Linked DNA regions of Homo sapiens: region 1 is linked to region 2. A link is an interaction called in ENCODE POLR2A ChIA-PET data of the cell type or tissue named here. Cell type or tissue: GM12878. All regions are shown on one strand. Links, peaks and the distances in the headings refer to the core of each region. The heading gives the core; the rest is flanking DNA.

Evidence for each region. Peaks named below come from ENCODE experiments on the same cell type or tissue, not always from the same donor. Only the 100,000 strongest peaks of a DNase experiment are listed, where the experiment ranks them.
Region 1: POLR2A ChIA-PET joins it to region 2 with 7 read pairs; 1 of 35 experiments calls an interaction of 5 or more read pairs at or near these places.

The regions. Positions count from the first base shown.
Region 1 is chr18:44,906,871-44,912,255 of GRCh38, forward strand. All of the region lies in intron 3 of SETBP1 (SET binding protein 1), which reads left to right. Among named protein-coding and RNA genes, the nearest start is that of MIR4319, 61 kb to the right of the region's middle. In GM12878, for the core only: no CTCF peak of the experiment used is centred there; a DNase peak (open chromatin) is centred at 2,551; H3K4me3 peaks cover 780 bases; H3K27ac peaks cover 2,430 bases.
Region 2 is chr18:44,836,255-44,841,639 of GRCh38, forward strand. The region is part of intron 2 of SETBP1 (SET binding protein 1); the gene reads left to right. Among named protein-coding and RNA genes, the nearest start is that of MIR4319, 130 kb to the right of the region's middle. RefSeq lists an enhancer at 3,215-3,364. In GM12878, for the core only: no CTCF peak of the experiment used is centred there; a DNase peak (open chromatin) is centred at 3,077; H3K4me3 peaks cover 702 bases; H3K27ac peaks cover 881 bases.

The DNA of each region.
Region 1 (5,385 bases), core at 133-5,132, 71 kb after region 2:
TGACTACATGCCATAATATTCATCTTTTAAAAAGATACAAAATAGTGATTTTTAGTATATTTGCAGATTTGTGCAATCAGTATTACTTTCTAATTCCAGATCATTTTCATCACCCCACAAAATAAATCCTGTACCCATTAGCAGTTACACCCCATTTTCTTTCTATAGTTCCTGGCAACTACTAACTTACTTTCTGTTCCCATACATTTGCCTTTTCTAGATGTAATCAAACAATAGGTGGCTTCTTTTATTTGGCTTCTTTCACTTAGCATAGTATTTTTAAGGTTTAGCCATGCTGTAGGATGTATTGATACTTTGTTCTTTTTATGGCTGAATAATATTCCATCATATGGATATATTCTATTTTGTTTATCCATTCAATAGCTGATAGACATTCTGGTTGGTTCTACTTTTTGGTTATTGTAACTAATGCTGCTATGAACATTTATGTAGAAGTTTTTGCATGAACATATGTTTTCAGTTCTCTTGGGTATATACTTAGGAGCAGAATTTTGGGATATGTGGTAATTTTACACTTAACTTTTTGAAAAAATTTCCAAACTGTTTTCCAAAGCAGTTGCACCATTGTATATGCTCAGTAATAATATATGAGGATTCAAATTTCTCTGTGTTCCTACCAACATTTTCTGTCGTCCATCTGTTTTATTATGGCCACCCTAGAAGGTATGAAGTGGCATCGCATTGTGATTTTGATTTGCATTTTCCTAATTGCTGATGATGTTGATCATCTTTTCCTGTGCTTCTGGCCATATGTATATTTTTTGGAAAAGAAATATCTATCCAAATCTTTGCCCATTTTTCAACTGGGTTGTCTTTTTATTGTTGTATAGGGCTTCCTTATGTGTTCTGGATAGAAGTCTTTATCAGATATGTGACTTGCAAAATTTTCCTTTTATTGTATGAGGTGTCTTTTCACTTTCATGCCAGTGACCTTCGAAGCATAACTTTTTATTAAGTTTAATTTATTATTTTTCTTGTTCCTCATGCTTTGGTGTCATATCTGGGGAGGGTTTGCCTAACCAAAGGTCAAAAAATATACTCATGTTTTCTTCTAAGAAATTGATAGCTTTAGCTCTTGCCTTTAGGTTTATGATCCACTTTGAATTTATTTGGTGTATTGTAGAAAGCAGGGCTCCAGCTCTTCTTCTTCCTCCTCCTCCTTCTTTTTTATTTTTTATTTTTTTTTTGAGACAGAGTCTTGCTCTGACACCTGGGCTGGAGTGCAGTGGCGTGATCTCAGCTTACTGCAACCTCCGCCTCCCGGGTTCAAGTGATTCTCCTGCCTCAGCCTCTTGAGTAGCTGGGATTACAGGCGCCCACCACCATGCTCATCTAATTTTTGTATTTTTAGTGGAGACAGGGTTTCACCAACTTGGCCAGGCTGGTCTTGAACTCCTCACGTCGCCACCTCGGCCTCCCAAAGTGCTGGGATTACAGGTGTGAGCCACCACACCTGGCCCCTCCTCCTTTTCTTCTTTCTCCTTCTCCTTCTTCTTCTCCACTTTCTTCTTTTGCATGTGTATATCAGCTTTTCCCAGCACTATTTATTTATTGAAAAGACTTATTCCCCATTATATTATATTAGCACCCATGTCAAAAGTCAATGAGCAATAAGTATCAGGGTTTATTTCTGGACAATCAGTTCTGTTCTATTGATTTATATGTCTTTTCTTATGCCAGTGTCACACTCTTGACTGCAATAGCTTTGTAGAAATTTTAAAATTGGGAAGTGTGAGTCCTCCAACCTTGTTCTTTTTCAAGATTGTTTTGGCTATTCTAGGTCCATGGCATTTCAATATGAATTTTAGGGTCAACTTGTCAATATCTGTAGAAAGGCTCTCCTAGATTTGTTAATGCTCTCCTAGATTTGCTAAGCCTCAATTTTCTCACGTATTTAAAAAGATTGGTAATTCATGTCCTGTAGAGTACTTGTGAAGCCCCCCAAAATATAACTCTGCTTTAAATGTTTAAAATACTAATTTCAAATCCACATTTTATATTGTTTATCTCATTTTATAAAATTCAACCAATTTTAATCCTCATTTTCAGAAAAATATATTTTTGCCATATTTATTAACCTAGCATTGTCATCATCACACCTCTGGACTCACTGAAAACTGTGACCTTTCCCAGCTTACACAAGGACCAGATTGGTTCTACTGCCAGGTACCTGTGTTAGAATTGAAGAATTCTAGATGTGTAAAGGAAAATGGCCTCACCTACCTTAAGGTGGGATGTGGTTACTCTCAGAAAGGTGAGAAGGAAGGAGCAATTGAAAGGAAGGATGAGTAAGGAGAAATGGGGAACTTCTTTAACTGCTGGCAGTGTGTAGAGAATTAGACTGAAAGTGGCTTGTCTTCAGAGGCTGGTATCTGGAGGGCAAGGCCGAGGAGAAAATGTGTTCCTGCTTGCTACTCCACCTCTAGCTGGAAAGCCCCATTATTTGAATGGACCAGAATCCAGTAATCCAGTTTGTAGGTGTCTGCTCGGCTGTCATTTGTTCTCCTGGCTGACTGCAAATATAACTCAGAGTGATGAAGATTACAAGGAAGAGTATCTTGGCCAAGGTCCAAGGCTCTGAGGTTTTCTCATTCAGTCTGTCCTCTGAACTTAGGAGGGAGTATCGTACCAATTCTGCTGCTAGGCTCAGAGTAGTCTAAAGCAGAAAGCAATCAAACCACAGCTTTTTCTCTTCTCCTGTCCCAACTATTTATAGTAACCGATGCTACTGTCACAGTTATCTTAGCTCACGTTCACTGAAAGTAAGACCTTATGCTATGCATTACCTTCATATGAAGTCAGCACAGTTATTATTATCCTGATTCTACAGATGACAAAACCAAGGCACAGACAGGTTATGTATTTTGTCAAAATTATAAATATTTAAAGGGGAGTATGTCCAGGATTGATCCGAGACGTACCATGCTATACCATGTCAACCCTCTTCTGTTTCTTGTCTCTGTAGCTCAAATAGCATTTTCTCAATTTGGCTATACTTGGAGAATCACAGAATTAGCTTACAACCCTCAGGAATTAAGACTCTTAAGAGCAGTGGCCTAATTTCATTTCTTCAAGGAAGCACCTTCCAAGATTCCGTAGATTACACTATGGTTTCTTGTCTATGAATTCCTATTGCATTCTTTCAAGAAGTCAGCACCTGAGTCCATAACTATCGGATGGGTGTTTCTGAAGGCTGAGAACTGCCCGCCGTCTGGGTTACTGGCATCATTGACAATGCCGAGACATGCCTCTTCCTCTCTGAGATTGTTGTTAACTGGAGCAGGAGGTTCTCACTAAAAACATGCCGACTCCCTCCTATGGCCTTCATGATGTAACCATCATACACATTGCTGCTGTTCTATAATAATAGGTCACCATTCAGGGACAAACAGCAATGACTGACTCATTCAAGAGATGGCGAAGGGGTGAGCGGAGGGATGACCAGGTAAAGAAAGGTGTTTTTTAGCATTTTTCCTTACCTCAGAGCTCCATTGAAACCAAATCTGGATTGACCTGATTTTCCAAACCTTTATGTCTTTGATGGAGTCAGGAAGATGAAAGAAGCTGTTGTCTGTACAACCTATTTCCCCTTCTGTGAGTTGAACTGAATTGAAACTGCTCCATGTTTATCAAAGATCAGGCAAAGATATGAGCAATGTCCTGATGTCAGTGATACGGGCCAGTGTCCTGCCCATGGTCAGCATCCTGGGTCTCCATTATTGGAAGGCCTTAACATCTTCATGAGCAACCCTTTTCTTCCCCCAGAGGAAACTAAATTTCTTGCCCTGTCATACTAAAAACCTAGAGGGGGTTTTATCTATTTTACTTTGTTTTGTAAGCGTACATAAGAACTCCTGATTTCATTTTATGTTGTTAATAGTGGGTAGGGTTGTTTCTACTTTTAGCTCTCCTCTAGTGCCTCCCCACAGGGAAATCAGCCTCTGGTCCCTCCATGTGTTCAAGTGTACAGGCCTCTGGTTGCCCCCTGCCCCTCACACCCTTTTCATCCACCCTACATTATTCTAACTTGCCACTCTCTGAAGTTATGGAAGGTGAAGGCCAGGGAAATTGTGGGTATCAATATAGGACTTTGATTTTCATACCCCCTTGTGTATGTACATGCATTAGTGCTGTGTAACACAGGCTGTAATTTCTTTGGGAAAGAAAGGAAAAGTGAGAAACAGTTTCCATAAAATAAAAAGACCATTGGACCTGGCTCAAATTTGGAGTGGGGGAGGGAGGATCCCTTACCTGAAAATGTTGTATCTGTGATGAGTCATCTTGGTCTAATATGATTACCCTCATTTTCTATGGTGTATCTTTAGCTCTTTGAGGCTTCTATTATTGAAATACTACTAGCTCCATAAGTGGAACCTGTCTTAGAGTATATAACTGAGAGAGAATTTATATTAGGTTGGTGCAAATGTAATTGTGGGGTTTGTCATTACTTTTCGTTGCAAAAACAGCGATTACTTTTGCACCAACCTATAATTGAAAAGGTCCTTAGAAATCCACTACTCTGGTTCTTCGTCCTGCAAATGATATTCTCCAATAAGAGGAACTGAAATGACCTCCAAAGTCACTCAACAGCGTTCACATTAGAACCCAAAAAGCCAAAATCCTGATGCCCTGATTCTGCTGCCTACCAGCCACCTGTCTCCAGTTGAATAGCATTTTATCCAAGTTATAGAAAAGATGGCCACCCTCTGGGTGTCTCACCATTAGGTGATAATGTTCTCCTCACTCTGCTTTGTCTGCTTAAATTGTACTACAGGTCTAGCCCTGCCAAACCTCACCCAGGGAGCCCTCTGAGCTCTCCAATGAAATCGTTCATCAGAAAGGTCCTGCTCTATATGCTATTCACCACCCCATACCTGTTCCCTAATAGACATTCAACCCATATTTACCAGCACTTGACTACATGCCAGGGACAGGGACAAACATTGTGGAGGAGGCACAGATGTGTAAGCCTTCGTATTTACCATTAAGGAACTTCAACAGTAGTGGAAGAGAGAAGGTACAAACGTGTGTGCTCCTGCATACACACACCCACACACACACACACACATAGGCACAAACTTCAAGGCAGTAGGTGACAATTAATATATAACAGATATAACGAAAATGCTAGTGGTTTTGGAGGAGAAGTGAGAACCTCCAGCAGGGGTGAGAAGATGGAGTCTGTTTCTGAGGGAAGTGGCATTGAACTTTCCTTTTAAGTGTAGCTCAGGTTTATTATAAGAGTCTTTTTCTAGATGATCTAGTCTTTTTCTAGATCAAACATTTATTATTTGATAAATGTTGGGTTTTGACTCGACTAAACATGAAAGTTTTCAAGTAGAAAGACCATGTTCAAGGCATATA
Region 2 (5,385 bases), core at 122-5,121:
AAATTTCCATTATTTTCTTTGCTTAACCTGCTGCCTTCATTTTATTAGAGTCTCATGCCTTTTCCCTAGTTAGGTTCTGTCTAGCATACCTCTGGTTCAACGTTATTGCTGCCCAAGAAAAAATGTCAGATTGTTTAAAGCCATAGAATGGAAAAACTGGAAGTGCCCTTAGGCCCAGCCAGGCCAAGCTAGTGCTGGAGCTCAGAGCTGCAGAGTCCAGGGGCCTCTCCACTCCACTCCACTCTGCTCCACTCTACTCCACTCCACTCTTTCCTTAGGATTCTGAGTTCTGACTCTTCCCTAGTCTAGAAGAATGCTCTGAAGTTTCTGGACAACCATGGGTTGCCCACTTTTTCAAATTAATTCTTCGTCATGGTTTTTGATGCTTCTCAATACTAGTCTGGGAAATTCTAGGCTTACACAGGTATATAATTGTCTATTTGGCAGCTGAGAAAAAGGACTCCACAGTGATGAACTTACCGAGGACTGGGGCAGTATGGGACAGGTGTTTGTCCTTGGTTCTTCCAGCTCCAGCAACAGTTTGGTTTTGCTGTGATCTGTTCTTAGCAGCTTCTCTGCTCATGTTCCAGCCTGTGAGGAACAAGGACATCTTGTTATATTTCTATTTGAGCCACTGCAGTTTTGGGGCCCTGTCACTTACATCCCTATTTTTTTTTCTTTGCAACTGTATGGGGCCATGATTTTATCTCCATTTCTTTCCACTTCTTCTTTAAGAAACTTTTCATGCTAATGTTTTGAGTTGTTTGTACACTCCAGCCCTCACCAAGGATTGCAAAGGGCAGGAAGGGCTCTGCTCCATGGGCTAAGGACTTTGTTTGACATCTTCATAACCAGCAGTGCTGGTGGTCACCACACCACGTAAGAGCCAAGGATACAAGTCCCTGTTCAAGGTGGGCAGTCTTTGCTATGCACTCCTTTTTTCAGCTGACACTGTCCATATAAGGCAAGTAGAAAGTGTGAACTGAGCACAGAATAAGAGTGCTTCATTCTGGCTGGAGGAGGGTCAGTCAGGCTTCCTGGAGGAGGCTAGTCTTAGTCCCTGTATCAACACTCAATTATTTGCTAGTAAATTATCAACATTGTGATTTCATCTATAGCAAGCCTTTTTCTTTCTAAATCATTTATTTAAATACCTTTATAAATGTATGAAGTATGTTAAATGCATTAAAATAAATTTAATGAAATCGTTTTTATTTGATAACGGATACAGGACTATTGAATGTTCTAGTCCCGCAGAAACTAAGAATATATGCCCTTGTACATAGTCATCACATAAATGCTGTCTTTGCATCACATGGATGGGGTGGGAGAAAGGCTCAGCCTCAGCACACTGGAAAATGCAGGTGTTTTGCCTCAGCCTAAGAGGCGATGCGGTCCATTTGCTGCAGGAAGGAGCTGGGAGGGACACATGCATTCCTAGGATGAGCATGACAGCTGCCCAGCTCCTCCTGACTCAGGTCTTTAGAGGCATTTCATTATTTCTTGGAAAGTGTTGCAAGCCTTACATTTTCTGACCTATCCATATCAATTCCAGGGCATAGATATATACTAAAGGATGTTTTGATTATCTGTCGTTTCAGATTATCTGCCTTACAGTCGTGGGTGTATACAGAGACATATGCAAACACATCTCCTCTAGTCACACTAGAGGAATTCAGCTGAATTGCCCACCATTCTCTTGAACTGACTGGGTGGGCCATGTTTCCACAATTCTCAGGGCTCGTTCCCACTGTGGCTTGTTTTCTCTTGCTGACCCATGCTTGGTGGAGTCTCCCTCCTCCTTTCTGTAATGAAGATGATCCCAGGCTTAAGGATTCTTCTAAGTCCTTCAGCCTGGAGCAGCCCATGCCTGGCTCTGTCCTTTTGCTTCCTCAGTCACTTCTAAAACATTTTGTGAGCCACATTTAACACCCAGCTATATTCAGTTTAGCATTTTATTATCTACTCCATGTTATCCATCCTGTATTTCAGAGTAGGAGTCTCTTACTGCTTATCTACTCCTTTTGTATTGATGTTTAGTATTGAGCTGTATTCGCTTCACACCCTGCGCAGTGTCTTCTTATGGATGTGAATGACAGCCTTCAATATATGCCAGAACAGTGGAAGATTCTACCCTTTTTTGATCTGATACTTTAGCTTAGCCCTTACTGTAATTCATGACAGAATGGGAAGGAGCTGGGACACCATGAAGATGCTCTTTATCCAGATACTGGGAACATCTGGGTCCCTTGCTGCAGTTGTACATCTGTCACCTGGCCAAAGCTAGGTAGCCCTTGGGGTGTGAAGGTGACAAATGCTTATGACAGGTGTACCATTTACATCATTCCTTACTAGGACAGTTTACTCCAAGGCCCTGCTTATTGCCGCTAAGAGAAAAGTGCTTCAGCCCCAGTTCATCCCTTCTCCAACCAATGGGGTATGGGGTGGGCTGGATAGAAACTGTCTTCTCAGCTCTTTCTTGAATGCACGTGAGCAAATCAACCCTTTTAATTACTTACGTTCTGAATCTCATTGCTCACTTTTTCGGAAAACAGGAACACCCAGAATGACCCCCTCAGCCCCACCCCACACTACACCTTAATAACGTAATGCCTGGAGCTGACAGTTGTTGTGGCATGCAGGAGCCATGCAGAGACAGATGTGACAAAGATGAACTGATCCCATTTTTAAGAGAATGAAATAAGCTCTTTAAAACTAATAATCAGGCTCTCTCTCAGGCTGATACACACTCAACTGTCGGTTTGAAGGATGAGACCCTGATGTGACTTCTCAGCAATGAATGATTCTCTTAATATCTTAAAAAAAAAAAAAACCCAGCCTTCTCATTGCTTCTTTCTAAAGAATTAACTATTACAGGATAGACAGATGAGAGACCTGGGAAGCACTGCTTCTGGAGGGCCTGAAATGCTCAGCTGGCAGTGTCTTAAACAGTTTACGAGTGTAGATGAACCCCAGAAATTGTGCTCCTTGGTGGGATCAGGGTGAAGAGCCACCAGGGAAGTAGCAGACATTCTGCCAAAATAGAAAGTCTAATCTGTTTCTCCACTTCCGTCACCCCGGGGGATGGGCAGACTGGTGTGTGAATGGGGAAGGAAGAAGAATGAGTCAGCATGCTAGGCAAACCTGGGTGTTGCTGCTGCTGCTGCTGCTGCTGCTGCGAGGCTGCCCTTAGCCCGCACTGGCTCTTTGAGCATCTCCGGACTCTCAGCTATTGTTACAGATGTGATGGAGAACCATGGGACGTGCCCTCTGCTATGAATCTTCCATTCTCTTGGCAGTCCAGTTGTATACTGTGCAGAATGAGCTGCCAGCACTGGAAATAACACCAAGGTTGAGGTAAATGTGCAGTATTACAAAGTGTCCAGACTACTTAGGCTCTAACAGCATAACAACAGGTAGAGGACCAAAGAGGGGCATCCAGATAAGTGGAGGTCTGAGATGAAAGATAGATGGGATAAGCATTCTCCTTCCCTGTATGGGTTTTAAGGGTACCTGTGTACAGTAAGCACAGGATAAACATTTGTGGAATGAATAGATGGACAGATAAAGGAGGACTCAGACTTGATATTTGCTGAATGCCCAGTAATAGTACAGAGGGATGTGATTGCACCTCCTTAGGAAGAGCAGGTGGAGAACAATCATATTGATATGTAATTTTTGATAGCAGCAGGAGCAGGAAAACGTAAGAAGGAGGTCATTCTGAGAACAAGTTGTCTTCTTGATCCACATTGCTTTTTATTTTATTTGACTTATGCATTTAGTGTTTATTGTTTCCCCAGAAGAGGCCTGTGCATGGTCGAATTCTCTCCATGGCTGTTCATGATTTAGGGACAGAGCACCCTGCACCCTGCCATGTGTACACTTCTCTTTATGAGGCTTACAACGTTTATTGTCTCATTCCTCCATTTGGCAAGGTCAACATGGCAAATATATAATTTCCATCTTTAACAGATGTGGACCCTGAGTTGGAGACATGAACTGACTTGTTTAGTTTCTCGCAGCCAATGAGCCAGCATGCCTTTTGGCTCAAATTCACCAGCATGACTACCCTTGCTAGATCCCAGCAGTGACATGGCGCTACCTCTGCAAGGGGCTCATGCTTAGTGGCATAGCACACCTCTTTTGCAAAAGGACTCTGCTAAGCCAAGCATGGCCCACTTTTAACTCTCTTCATGCAGTGGGATAAGGGAATTGATCAATTGCCAGCTCACCTCAGGTCTGGGCTGTTTTCCTATTTCTCAAGATTCATCCTTATGGTAATGACATTTTACATCTTAAAATACACTTCTTTGTCTTGGGCCAGATTTCACCAGCTGGAGTAAAGAAACTGTCTTTGGCTCTCCTGGACAGTGTCCAGGCATCTGGAGTAATGAGAGGGAGATGGGAATGAAGAAATGGTCCAACTCTCACGTTCCCAGTTCCTGAAACTGCCAAGGGTTTTGTAAAATTGTAAGAAGTATTTTAGAACACAAAAAACCCATCTAGTTCATTGGTACTCAATTCTGGCAGTACCTTTAGAATCACCTGGAGAGCTTTTTAGAAATGTCAATGCTGGGGCCTCCCCATGCCCAGGGACTCACTTTCAATTGGTCTGGAATAGGTCCTGAGTATTAAATGCTTTTAATAGCTTCTAAGTGATTCTAATATGTAGCCAGGGTTGGAAACTTATGATTTGTTCATCCTTAACATAAAAGTAAGGAAACTGATACCTAGAGAGTTTAAGTTAATCACCCTGTATTAGCTATCTATTGCTGCATTAAAATTACCCTAAAACTTAGTAGCTTAAAACGATAAGCATTTATTACTTCTCAGATATTCTATCAGTTAGGAATCTAGGAGCAGCCTAGCTAGGTCATTCCGGCTCATGGTCTCATGAAGTTGCAGTCAAGGAAGATGTTGGCCATGGCTGTAGTCATCTGATTGTGTGATAGGTCTATGGGATCCCCTTTCCAGGGTGGCTCATTCACACACTGGCAAATTCCTCCCGGTTCTTGGCAGGAGACCTCCAGTTCTTCAGCGCATGGACTCTCCATGGAGTTGTTGGGTTCTCACAACAAGAGAGCTGGCTTTTCTTAGAGCGAGTTATCCATGGAGAAAGTCATGATGCCTTTATGACCTTGTCTTGGAAATCACACCCCTCACTTCCACCACAATCTATTCACTAGACATGAGTCACTAAAGCCAGCCACACTCAAGGGGAAAGGGATTAGGCTCCACCTTTTGAGAGGAAGAGTACCAAAGAATTTGTGGACTTATTTGAAAACCATCCATGGCCAAACTCATGTGACTCCATGTAGTACCCGAGCTACAAGTCTCTTGACTGCTAGTTCAGTGCCTCATCAACTAGTCTCATAATTAATTGAT